Regions from separate parts of the Homo sapiens genome. Here region 1 is linked to region 2. A link is a contact called in ENCODE Hi-C data. All regions are on one chromosome and are shown on one strand. Each heading gives the region's core, a stretch centred on a gene start or an enhancer-like site at or near the end of the contact. The rest is flanking DNA. Distances are from core to core; before and after follow the strand shown.

The links. Hi-C counts contacts between places; a loop is a spot of excess contacts on that map. Pooled maps may share reads with other maps.
Region 1: a map of CD8-positive, alpha-beta T cell shows a loop between it and region 2 (39-fold over the local background). The contact joins the promoter of SYPL1 here to the promoter of PNPLA8 in region 2. A Hi-C loop is called at or near these places in 4 of 168 maps with a recorded cell type or tissue (CD4-positive, alpha-beta memory T cell, CD8-positive, alpha-beta T cell, naive thymus-derived CD4-positive, alpha-beta T cell and 1 more) and 14 of 50 pooled maps.

Annotation. Positions count from the first base shown.
Region 1 is chr7:106,108,582-106,114,627 of GRCh38, reverse strand. It overlaps SYPL1 (synaptophysin like 1), which reads left to right and starts at 2,316. Exons shown (of 5, transcript NM_182715.4): 1 at 2,316-2,488. The coding sequence starts at 2,420. RefSeq lists silencers at 1,909-1,968, 2,049-2,538, 2,549-2,798 and an enhancer at 2,254-3,086.
Region 2 is chr7:108,523,005-108,528,538 of GRCh38, reverse strand. It overlaps PNPLA8 (patatin like domain 8, phospholipase A2), which reads left to right and starts at 2,404. Exons shown (of 11, transcript NM_001256007.3): 1 at 2,404-2,510. It overlaps LOC124901722 (a long non-coding RNA gene), which reads right to left and starts at 2,064. Exons shown (of 2, transcript XR_007060473.1): 1 at 894-2,064. RefSeq lists enhancers at 1,786-2,125, 2,416-2,535, 2,307-3,267, 3,947-4,482.

The DNA.
Region 1 (6,046 bases), core at 1,067-3,566, 2.4 Mb after region 2:
GAAAGGGCCTGGCCAATTCCAATTTCTAAGGCCTTCAATAAACAAAAAGAAGAAGAGATGCCAATATTGGTTTACTAAGTCATGGTATGTTTTAGATCTTTAATTAATAAAGCTGCATGTGAACATATCTCTAATCTGTCAAGGCATATCTCATTTTGAAATAACATTAAGAGCTGGGCGCGGTGGCTCACGCCTGTAATCCCAGCACTTTGGGAGGCCGAGGTGGCGGATCATGAGGTCAGGAGTTCAAGACCAACCTGGCCAACATGGTGAAACCCCGTCTCTAATAAAGATACAAAAAAATTAGCCGGACGTGGTGGTACGTGCCTGTAATCCCAGCTACTCGGGAGGCTGAGGCAGGAGAATCGCTTGAACCCGGGGGTGCAGAGGTTGCAGTGAGCTGAGATCACGCCATTGCACTCCAGCCTGGGTGACGGGGCAAGACTCTGTCTCAAAAAAAAAAAATAATAATAATAACATTAAGAGTCTAATTTGAATATTCGTGAATATGAAGCTCAAGCTAAATAGTCTTACTATTCACTACTCCGTCCCCAGGTGCCTACCCAGAAGACCGCAACAGAATGAGAGTAAAAGCTTAGAAAAACGGGCTAAAGAGAACAAAAAGAGAAGTACTGAGAGGAAGATACAGAAACAAAGTAGAAAAAAAAGGAGAGAGAGGAAGCTGGAAGACCTGGAGCACCGCTCATCGTGGTCTCAGACGCACCAGGTAGCAGTGTATGGTCACCTTCCACTCACCTAGCCCTAAGGGGTATCTATGATGCTTTGTTGCTTAGTGGGAGAAATCTGCAACCATCCATTAGGAACCCGCTGCAACCCCCCCACCTCCCGGTTCAAGCGATTCTCCTGCCTCAGCCTCCTGAGTAGCTGGGATGACAGGCGCGTGCTACCACGTCAGGCTAATTTTTTTGGTATCTTTATAAGAGACGGGGTTTCACCATGTTAGCCAGGTTGGTCTTGAACTCCTGACCTCACGATCCGCCGGCCTCGGCCTCCCAAAGTGCTGGGATTACAGGCGTGAGCCACCGCGCCCAGTTCTTAATGTTATTTCAAAATGAGATATGCCATTAGGTGCTCATTGAGCACTGACTGTGCTGGGGACTGAGGAACGGGAGCCAAGATAAACATAAAGATTGTCTCTGTCTGCATAGAAAATGAAATGTATTTTTTGCACTCTCTGGACAGCAAACAAGGAGATAGGTCTCGAAAGAGAAAGGGTTCGCTTACTACAAGGACGTTCAATAACAGTTGTCAACCCTGACGGAATAACCTCAGTGGCAAGTAGCCTGCAAATCATATTCGTGCTTGAAATTCAGGTAAGTCCTTGGAAGCTGGTTTTTCATATACACGAATATGACCACATTCCAGCTGTCCAGGAACTTTCCAGGTACTGAAGAAGCCAGGAAGGAGATCACACTACCTTGGGGCTCCCGTAACTGCGTGCCAAGAGGAAAGTATCACCTAAGCCGAATCTTAAAGGGGTCAGCTTCTTGAAGAAAGATACCAACGATGCCTTAAAAAGAGGACTGTCGACCGACAGCGTAGAAGAGGTGAAAGTGTAGGTCACCGAGGGCCTGTCCGGCCACGCCTTTCCTTTTAGGTATAAACTTACTTCATTTTTCAACCATGGCTGCGATGGTAACTTTGAAAATAAACCTAATTTCCATACGAATATTTGGTGATTCACACTTTCGAGGCACCCCACAGCACGGTAGCCAGAAGTCTGTTGTTTTGCAATTTTAATCAAAGGCCCCTAACACATGCCTTGAAACACAACTTCATCTGTGCCAATACATTATAAATTCATAAAAAAGTTGAGATCTGTTAAGGGAAGGAGAGGTCAGCTTCGGTGTAGTGAGCTCAGCTGTGGTGAGCTCGGGGTCAAGTGAGGGTGTCTCTGAGGCCAGCGCCCCCAAGCTGCGCAGGAGCGGGCGTGGGCGCCCCCGGGTCAGGGCTCTTCGCAGTCGCGCGGGTCCGGAAGCGCGGCGCGGGCCCAACGAGCGCACGCGTACACGCGTGCGCAGGGGAAGACCGAGTGCCAGGGGCTGAACCGCAGGGAAGGGGGCGCGGCGCACGCAGTATGGCGCCCAACATCTACTTGGTTCGCCAGCGGATCAGTCGACTCGGCCAGGTGCGGCCTGAGGAGAAGCCTCCCGGTCTCCGCCCCGGCCCGCCCCTCGCCTCCCCAGCCGCCCCACTCCGTTTCCGCCCCAGAGTCTCAGCCAGCAGCTCAACCGCCGCCGCTCCGCCCCGCCCCGCCCCACGGCCGCCCGGGCCCGCCTCCGAGCCCGGCCAGCGCGCCAGCCCCGCCTGCCCTTCCTCGCCACCGGGCTGCTCTGGTCTCGTCGGTCCCCTCCTCCGCCCCGTCGTCCTGACTCTCTCTCCCTCCTTTCCTCAGAGGATGTCCGGCTTCCAGATCAACCTCAACCCGCTCAAGGAGCCACTCGGCTTCATCAAGGTCCTCGAGTGGGTGAGTGCAGCCCGCGCCGGCCAGGCCCGCCTGCCGCTCGGCGCGGCGCCCTAGGCGGGGAGACGGGGACCTGCGAGCCGGGACGCAGCCCTGCCGCGCGGGCTTTGAGGCCGCCGCCCCGGGACTGGGAGTGGACGGCAGGGAGGGCAGGGAGGCCGCGGCCTGGGCCGCGCGGGGCGGAGACGCCGCGGCGGGCGTCGAATCACGAGCTCCTCGGCCGCCTGGCTCCCAGGGGAGCCACCCTCCCACACCGGAGCTCCCCTCTGGGTGTCCCCGTGGAGTGGGAGTTCAAATTTCCCCTTGGCTCCACTGCCTCCCGCAGAGGAAGGGAAAACTTCCTGCTGCGGTCTAACCGAAACCCGGCGGCCGGCGTCGCGCTCTGCGGAGAGGCTCAGCGGTTACGTCCCTGCCGGTGCCCACTCGAGGTCTAGCTCCCTGGGAAGCCGATTTTGTCTTGTAGACGTGATTTGGCGAGCATTCCGTTCTTAATTTGTTTTTAAGATGGGCTCCGAGTTAAAAATAGTAAAAAAATAAACTGTGGGCCAGGGAAACTAAAGAAAGTCCTTTTAACAAAACGCATCGAGTCAGATCGGTTCACTTAATAACACGTTAGGAATGGACATCGAGTTTGTTTGGGGTATTTCCAAACAACATCCTGTTTAGAAAGTCAGCTTTTAGTCCTTTCCTGAGAACACTCACAATCATTAACATCAAAGAACGCTTATTAATTCGACCTTGGCAATGATCAGTTACTTGGAGGAGTTGGTGAATATACCAGGCACTGCGGGCTTCCTTCAAACTTCGCGGCCCACTACATATTTCTGCAGGCAAGTTGTGTTTATAGACAGCAGCATTTACATCCATAGCTTTTTCGCCCTTTTCCTTAGTGATAGAGTGGTGAAGAAGAATAAGAACTTTCAATTTCCTGTTCTAAATAACCTACCGAGGATGTTTTTAAAAGCAGCGTAGAAACTCAGTTTCTCTGATGGGTACCTAATGTGATTTCCTACTTGGACCATTGTAACCGCGCAAGGGGTTAGGCAATTTCACCATTCACTGAACATTTTGTGTGTTTTCTGAAAACTGAAGTAGTGCTGACTTCACACAAATGACTACTTGAAAGACGCATAAATAAATATACTTGATTTTTTTAAACCTAAGTCCAGATTTAAGTATAAAGAAAACCATGATTAAAGCATTTAAAAATTGCAAGAGGAAAATCTCATTAACGAGGCTAATCAAATATGAACGTTAAGAAAGTCTTATATCTAGATTTAGTCTCATTGAGGATTATAATTAAATGTATAACTAATAATTTAGATTTCCACTTAAATGAAGAGGCAGTTGTTTATATCTGTGCTTATATTTTTTGTCAAGTTTTTAAACAACTGTAGACTTAGCTTTTTCCTTAATATTTCAAGCACTAGTGATAAGTTCATTCGTGTTTTGATGTATTTTGAAAAATATCCCTTTTTAAGCATCTTACAGAAATACTTTCAGTTTGAACAGCTTGTTATTACACAGGAGAGCCTTTTATGAAAAGACTACACATTGTTAATGGTGTGGTAAATATTTGACTATTTTATACCAGATCTGTACTAAACACTAGCATACCACATGAATAAAACATGGTCTTTTTCTCATGATCTATTAAGGATGAAGGACATACAAAATACAAAAATGCCATGTAATAAACTGTGATAAAGGTGTATGCAAAGAATAGTAGAAGAAATGAGGGAGAGAGCATTTGCTTGGAGGAACTAGGGAGGACTTCATAGCTGAGAGAACACTTGAAGGATGGGTACTGGTTCACTTGGGGAGTGGCTTTCTAGGCAGAAGGAATCTTATGTTCAGTGGAAGGAAATGTTGAAGCAGCATAACCCTGTATGAGAACTTAAAAGTAATTGGGGGTTAGTTGGAATATATGCTAGGTTGGAGGGTACGGTTTGAGATTGTTCTGAAAAGATTTCAGAGGTCGGCTGCTTCTGGGGTTAATCTTTGGGAATCTGGGCCCTTTCCTTAGGAAAATGCATATGTGCAGGGTATGGAATATTGGAGTGTTTATTCCATTCAAGCCCAGAATCCCTGCCATAGGGGATGGGAACTTAAAGGCTTTAAACAAGTCAATGATACGACTAATTTTAGGCACTCATAATTCCTCAATCAATCGATTTCTCCCTCCAATTCTGACCTTTCCAATCCATCCCTCTAACTGCCGACAAAATGAAAATTTCTAAAAGGATGAATTGGAAAGGCTAGAATTGGAGGAAGGGAAATCTGTTGATTGAGGAATTATGAGGGCCTAAAATTAGTTTCAGTAGGACTGAAGGGGTTTACAAAAGGGGGTTACAAATTAGAATATATATGGAAGGTAACAAAGAGGGAGGACCCTAAGATGACTGCTGTCTTTCTGACTTCGTTGCCATTAGCATATTCAAGGTAATGTCATTAAGAGGAGGAGGAGCAGATTTTATGGGAAGTCAAAGGTTTCAGATGTATTGAGTTTGTGGTCTCTTTAGATCTTTTGGAGGTATCCTATAGGATACAGCTATATATATGGATCTAGAATTTAAAATATGAGTTTGGGCTGCAGATATAGCAGATATCTGCCTGCAAAGGAGAGAAGGAATGGTTAGGAAAATTGAGGGAAATAATGCCTTGGCATCACTATTAGAATTTCAAGAAAAGAGTACCCCAAAACGTAAGGTGCAATAGAATGGTAAAGTAAAATAAGGACTAGTTGATAAAATAAGGACTAGTTAGCAAGAGCAGTTTCAGTAAAATCAAAAAGCCAGATTTTAGTAGGCTGAATGAATGTGTGGTAAGAAAGTGAAGACAGCATAAACCGCTGTTTGACTGTGAAGATGGGAGAAATTTGGTGGTTACAAAAAAAAGCCACTAGTTCAGCTTACAACTCAGTTGCTTAAATGCATTCTCTGGAGACAACCATTGTATTTGGTATGCAACAAAAGTCTTTATTTGCATTTCCCATTTTATCCTACTGACAAGAGAACTCAAGGGTCAAGGTTTAATAAAATTTTTACTGCTTCATCAGACATTCTTAAGTAAAACTGGTGGGGGTTTTTTGTTCTTTTTTGTTTTTGGTTTTTTGTTTTTAACTGCAAGTATGTGGCAGTGAAATAGAGTTTGGTATTCTTCCTGATTCTTATTAAACCCGGCAGTTTTCCCCACCAGTTTATCTGCTTCATCAGTACAAATGTCAGCACAGTGTAAAAGGCAAATAATGTCTTAGTATCGTTAGGAAAATGTTTTACCTTCATGAACTCCTGAAAGAGCCTTGGGAGCTTTCAGGGGTCCACAGACCACGCATTGAGAATTGATGAGGTAAACACCACTGGGGACCAGAAACAGAACAGAAAATACGGCAGGGAGAAAGACTATTCCCAAATTTGGTAATTATTAATAAATCTGAAGAAAGCTCAACCAACTATCTGGATTTACGACTTAAATAGAGCTGAGTACTTAAAAGTGTAGAAATAAAGAGATATATATAGCCTCTCAAGACCTGGACCAATCTACTTGCAGGCTTAAGGTCTG
Region 2 (5,534 bases), core at 1,155-3,654:
TAGTGAGGTAAGATTTTCCTGGCTGAAGGACAAACAAATCTTTAGGAGGACAAGGTGGAAGGGGAGCTAAGCCAACAGCATGACCAAGGCACTAAGTATGAAAAGGAACAAGAGTATCTGGGGAAGTACAGGTGTGGCTGGAGGATAGAGAGTGAGAGGCAAGTGGTGAAAGTAAAGGCTGGAAGGTCAGCAGGGTCAGAACCTATAATTTCATTCGGTATATTCTGTGAAGATGTACAGCCAGCAAAAGCTTTTTAATTCGGGAAAACACGATTGGACTTGCACTTTCAAAAGATTACCGTGGTTGCACAGAAGAGACTGACTGGGTCAGAGGTTAGTTACAGGCTGGAAAACCAGTTTAGATGAAACTGAAGAGCAAGGATGAAAGCCTGAACTAGAGCAGTGGAAATGCGAATGTGGAGCAGAGGAACGATTCAAGAAATTCTGCGGTAAAACTCATCAGACTTCATGACTGATTAAAGGTATGGTGGTAGACAAGGGAGGGAGAGGAAGGATAAGAATGGAGAAGCAGGAATTGGGCGTTATTTGAAAATTTCTGACATGGGAGGAAAATCTGGATATTTAATAACATCTGACTAAATTAGGGGATGAAAGAGCATAAGCGGAGAGGGAATGGTGGTGCTCTCTCCTTGACCATACTTTAGTTAGGCTCCTCTGAGCCCTCTTCCCAACTAGGCCTCATCCTTGGGCCCCTGTCTTAGGCCTGCTGAGTCCAGTTTTAGCAAGAATCTTGCAAAGTCAGTTTAGAGAGTATCTCCTAGCCTTGATAATTGATCATCTCCGCCTGTCTTCAGCAAGAATCTTGTAAGTCACTTTAACAAGAATATCCCCGACCCTTGATATCACTTCTTAGTAATTTTCCATGAACTGACCCCTCAGTCTGCTTGCTGGTTATAAATCCTAGCTGTTTTTGTTGTATTAAAACTTGAGGCCAATCTCTCTCCCCCATGGTGATAGTCATGGCACCTATTGCAATAGTTCTAAATGTCTTCCTTGACATTTTAACAAGTGTCAGAATAATTTTTCTTTAGCAACAAGGAGGAATCTGTCTCAAAAACTAAAGCTCCTTCCACACGCCTGTAAGGCTTAATTGGTGCATACATCTTTTAACTCTCCTGTAGCTAAATAACATGTCTGGCTTATCCACTGCTGGGGTTTACCAGGCATTATGATGTACATAATCCAGACACTGTGTCCCAAGAACATAGCAAGCTGGCTTTCCCTCCTTGATTTAAAAAAATCAAAACAACACAACTATCAGGGTAACATCCACTACATTTGACAGGTCAAAGAATCCCCTTCCTTAAGGACTTTACAATAACCTTACAGGGGGCTAAAGCATACATACCCATGGGTAGTGGGTAAGCCTTGAGAGTACAGTATAAGTCTTGATAACATTTTGAGGTTGATAACTAGTTGAAACTGATCTGTTTTCCCGACCTCAACGTAATTGCAAGGTCACTTCAAGAGGGTAAGGGGCTATTGCAACTACCCAAATTCGCTATTGTAGTATAAAAGCTTTAATTAACAGCATGTATAGGAATGCAAAGCTATGTTCTAATGAAACTTTAAAAAGCAGACACAAATATGAATGTCATATAATTGTCATCTGTCGCAAAACTTTTTTTTTAACCTTTGAAAAATGTGAAACCCATTTTTAGCTCCTAGTACAGCAGAACCTGCGGTGGGCTGGATTTGCCCTGAGGGCTGTAGTTTGCCCCTGTGGTACGTATGAAATGCCACAATTTTAAAAAGATGTGTTACGTGTGGGACCATTTGTGGGGCGGTTTATGCTAACTTCCAATACAGTAATATATGTCAACTCGCTTTTGAGTGACATTTAGTCTGGGTGGCCATGCCCAGGAATGGATATAGAGAAAGGGGCGCGGCCGCGCCGGGCACCACCCTCCAAGAGACTGGTATCGCAGCCCCCAGCTCCAAGGAACTCAGCGCAGGCAGGGGCTTCAGGGACGCGGAGAGGGAGGCTTATCTCTGCTGAAAGGGAATAGCGGCCCGCAAACAAGCAAACCAGGACACTGCTCCGAGGTCCCGCCCAGGAAGGCAAAACGAAGTCCCACCGCTCTCACACCCGGCAACCAACCAAGGCACAGCACGCCCCACCAGCAAGCCACGCCTCGCGCATCACGCACGCACGCACGCACGCACACACGTCTGTCGCGGCTTCCCGCCTTGCGCTCCGTCATGCTCTATTGCGCATATCTCGGGGCGGGGGAGGAACGGAGATTGACAAGGAGGCAGAGGCCTGAGCGAGGCGGAAAATCCTCACCCCGGCCCGCGGGTAGACCCAAACTTCTAGCGCGTCACTTCCGCTGGGGGCGGAGCGGGGCGGGGCTGAGTGGGTGGCGACCTAGCTGCTGCGCCAGTGTTTGTGTTGGAAGCTCAGCTGATGCAGGCCGGTTGGAGTGGACGTCATTGCCGGGAACGAGCGAGTCGCCGCTGCAGCCCTAGTGACTGCGGCCTGCATCCCGGTAAGTAGCCGCGAGGGGACAGGGGCGGGACGATAGGAGGCTGGTTGATCGTTCTGGACCCTTGTCCGGCGCTCCGGGTCGTCCTTTCTTTCTTTGGAGGGCACTTCCCGAGCGAGAGGGTGGGGACACGCCAGGCTTTGGGGAGGAGCTGGCGCTGGAAGGAGCCCGCAGGTCCTGGAGCTCATTGGTACTCGGCGCCCTCCGCCCCCGTGGGCTTTGCTGCCCCAGAAGCGCAAACCGTATTTGGTTTCGCAGGTCCCGCCCTGCTCCCCCTGTCCCATCCCCACGACTCCCTCCTCAATTTTCCAGAGTCTGTCTGCCTTCCCCTGGACTGTAGTGTTCTCCAGTAGTTAACTGGTCACTCTCAGGAGGGTTTCCCTAGTCTACATCATTCTCGACTGTCAGTGTGCACCTGGTGATTCTACTGCCTGATATTTTTTGTCAGTAATCTCTTTCTGACCCCATCCACATTTGATTCTATCCTTGACCGCTGTTGCTTAAGTGGATAAGGTGTATGAATCACTGTGTTGCAGTGCTTCCTATCCCTGTGTCATTTCTATCATTGTGCTGGAAGGAACCTGCTTTCCACGCCTAATACAATGATAACTTTAAAATGGTGACTCATAGGAAAAACTCAGGAGAGTTGTGACATAAGGGACTATCATATAATCCTGCTTAAAATACTGTTTTCAATTCCAAAACAGTTGTATCCTGGTTCTGCAGTCCTAATTTCTGAGAGTTCAAAAATGACAAATGTTTCAGTGTATTAAGAAAATGCTGTTAAACAGTGAAACATTAAGAGCTTATGCCTTGTGAGGCAGTTGTATCAAGCCCATTTTAGCTATTTTGTTAAATTGCTTATGCAAATTAGTTGTCCTTTCAATATAAGAACATGTTTTTATTTCGTAATTATAATCAACTTTTTCTTAATGTTGATCTCTTTTTTTATTTCTATATCAGGACTAAATTAAAATCTTGTAAACGCCCTTTTAATGAGTGATGTTGAATGAAAGGGCCAGTTTCACTAGTTTAGCTATTCACTTGTTTCACATGCAAAGTTGTTACAAGAACAGCCTGTACTTTGAGTTGTTTTTTTTTACCCCAGTTAGAGGGGTTGTGCTGAAGCTGCATATTGCTTCACTCATGGAATATATATTTGTAAAAAGGTCAGAGTTAGAATGCTGAGCCATAGACACCTTCCTGTCCTGCCATTTTTTGTTGTTGTTGGGAGTCTCTCTCTGTCGCCCAGGCTGGAGTGCCTTGGTGCGATCTCGACTCACTGCAAGGTTCAAACGATTCTCTTGCTTCAGCCTCCCGAGTAGCTGGGATTTACAGGCGTGCGCAACCACACCCGGCTAATTTTTTTAAGTAGAGACGGGTTTCCCCATGTTGGCCAGGCTGCTCTCAAACTCCTGGCCTCAGGTGATCCGCCCGCCTCGGCCTCCCAAAGTGCTGGGATTTCAGGCCTGAGCCACCGCACCTGGCCAGTCATTTCTTAGTTCTTATCTTTCTCTGCAGTACTCAAGTATTTTATTCTGTTCATTATCCATTACTTGAAAAAATTTGGTCCTGTCTTGGTTTTCAGTGTCCTGATTTTTTCAGGGTGGCTTTTCTCCTGTTTTGTTTCCTTTAGAGTCTTTTCTTCCTCTTCCTAGCTCTGGGTGGCACTCAAGGCTCTACCCCTGTCGCTCTCCCTAAACCAGAGTTTCGTGTTTGAAACCCAAATATACTTCAGTGGGCATGTGAATATCCTGAAATATTATGGAAAATATAGTTTGTATTGCAAATACACATTTTTCAAGGAAGAAAAGCTTTACTCAGGTTGCCTGATCCCAAAATAGTCATGTATTATTACTGTAAACTATCATCTGGTAAATACGTCTAATGTTGTGGTTTCTGCTGCCACTATGCTGGTAATTCCACAAGTAAATCCACAGTCTGTGTACATTTCCATTTGAATGTCCCACTGTTACTTCATCCTGTGAATCCAAAAGAAAATGTGTTTTTCTCTCCTATTAAATTGTCCCCTTCACAGTTTTCTCATATTCGCAAATGGCACTCTCCGTATTTTTCAGATTTAAAACCTTAGAGCTCTCTTAACACTTCCCTCTCTTTACCCCATTCTTGGCTGTCAAGTCCTGTGTTTTGTTGTTTTCTCTTTTTTCCCTTACTTTCAAAGTGTTCAGAGTGGCCCTCTTCCCCACACTAGTACTTGCTGGGTGAGGTGTCAGAGCCCCAGCATCAGAAAGTGGTCAGCTTGGGGTAGTAGGGTAGTAAGAAAAATTTACCGACAACACCGTAGGTTTGAAAAGGAAAGTTTTATTGGATAGAAAGAGTGCTGCAGAAGAGTGCAGCCAGGCGCCTCAGCAAGAGAGGACAGCTCACCGCAGTGGATTTTTTCTTAGGGGTATTTATGGACCTTAAAGCAGAAGCTGAAGGGTAACTTGGACCATATTAGCCACGTAGGTCATGATCAGTGATTACATTTATAGACATTTTGGTGCTTTGATATCAGCAAAAGTTGCACAGTGAGTTTCGACATGCATACATTCTGGACATGTATAGAGATTCTAGTTACTTATAAATTTCTGGGAAAGAATCCTGGTACCAGATGCCGGCTTTAGCTAATAGAGAAGTCTAATTGTTTCTGAATTCCTCAGATAAGGAGCTTTCCCTCTGGATGGTCTGCTCGATGGCCACCAGGTGATCTTTGCTCTCCTCAGTACTGTTACCTTCAGACTGTTGTCACCCTTTTGACTGTTATATTAATAATTAAGTGACATACTCTGTAAATTCATTCTTTCCATCCTTAGCTGGGTCTCCATCTAACAATTCCCTTAATTCCTCTAGTTAAAACTCCATTCCCTTCTCTAAGTGTTTGGTCCCAGCCTCTCCGTTTTGTTTTATTCGTACCTCCATTGTATTTATACTACCTCTATTCTTCCTTGCTCTTTTTTCAGTTGATGATAGCATCTCACTTTACATTCTTCTTCCTGTGTTTTTGCCATCTAACTTCTGGCTGAA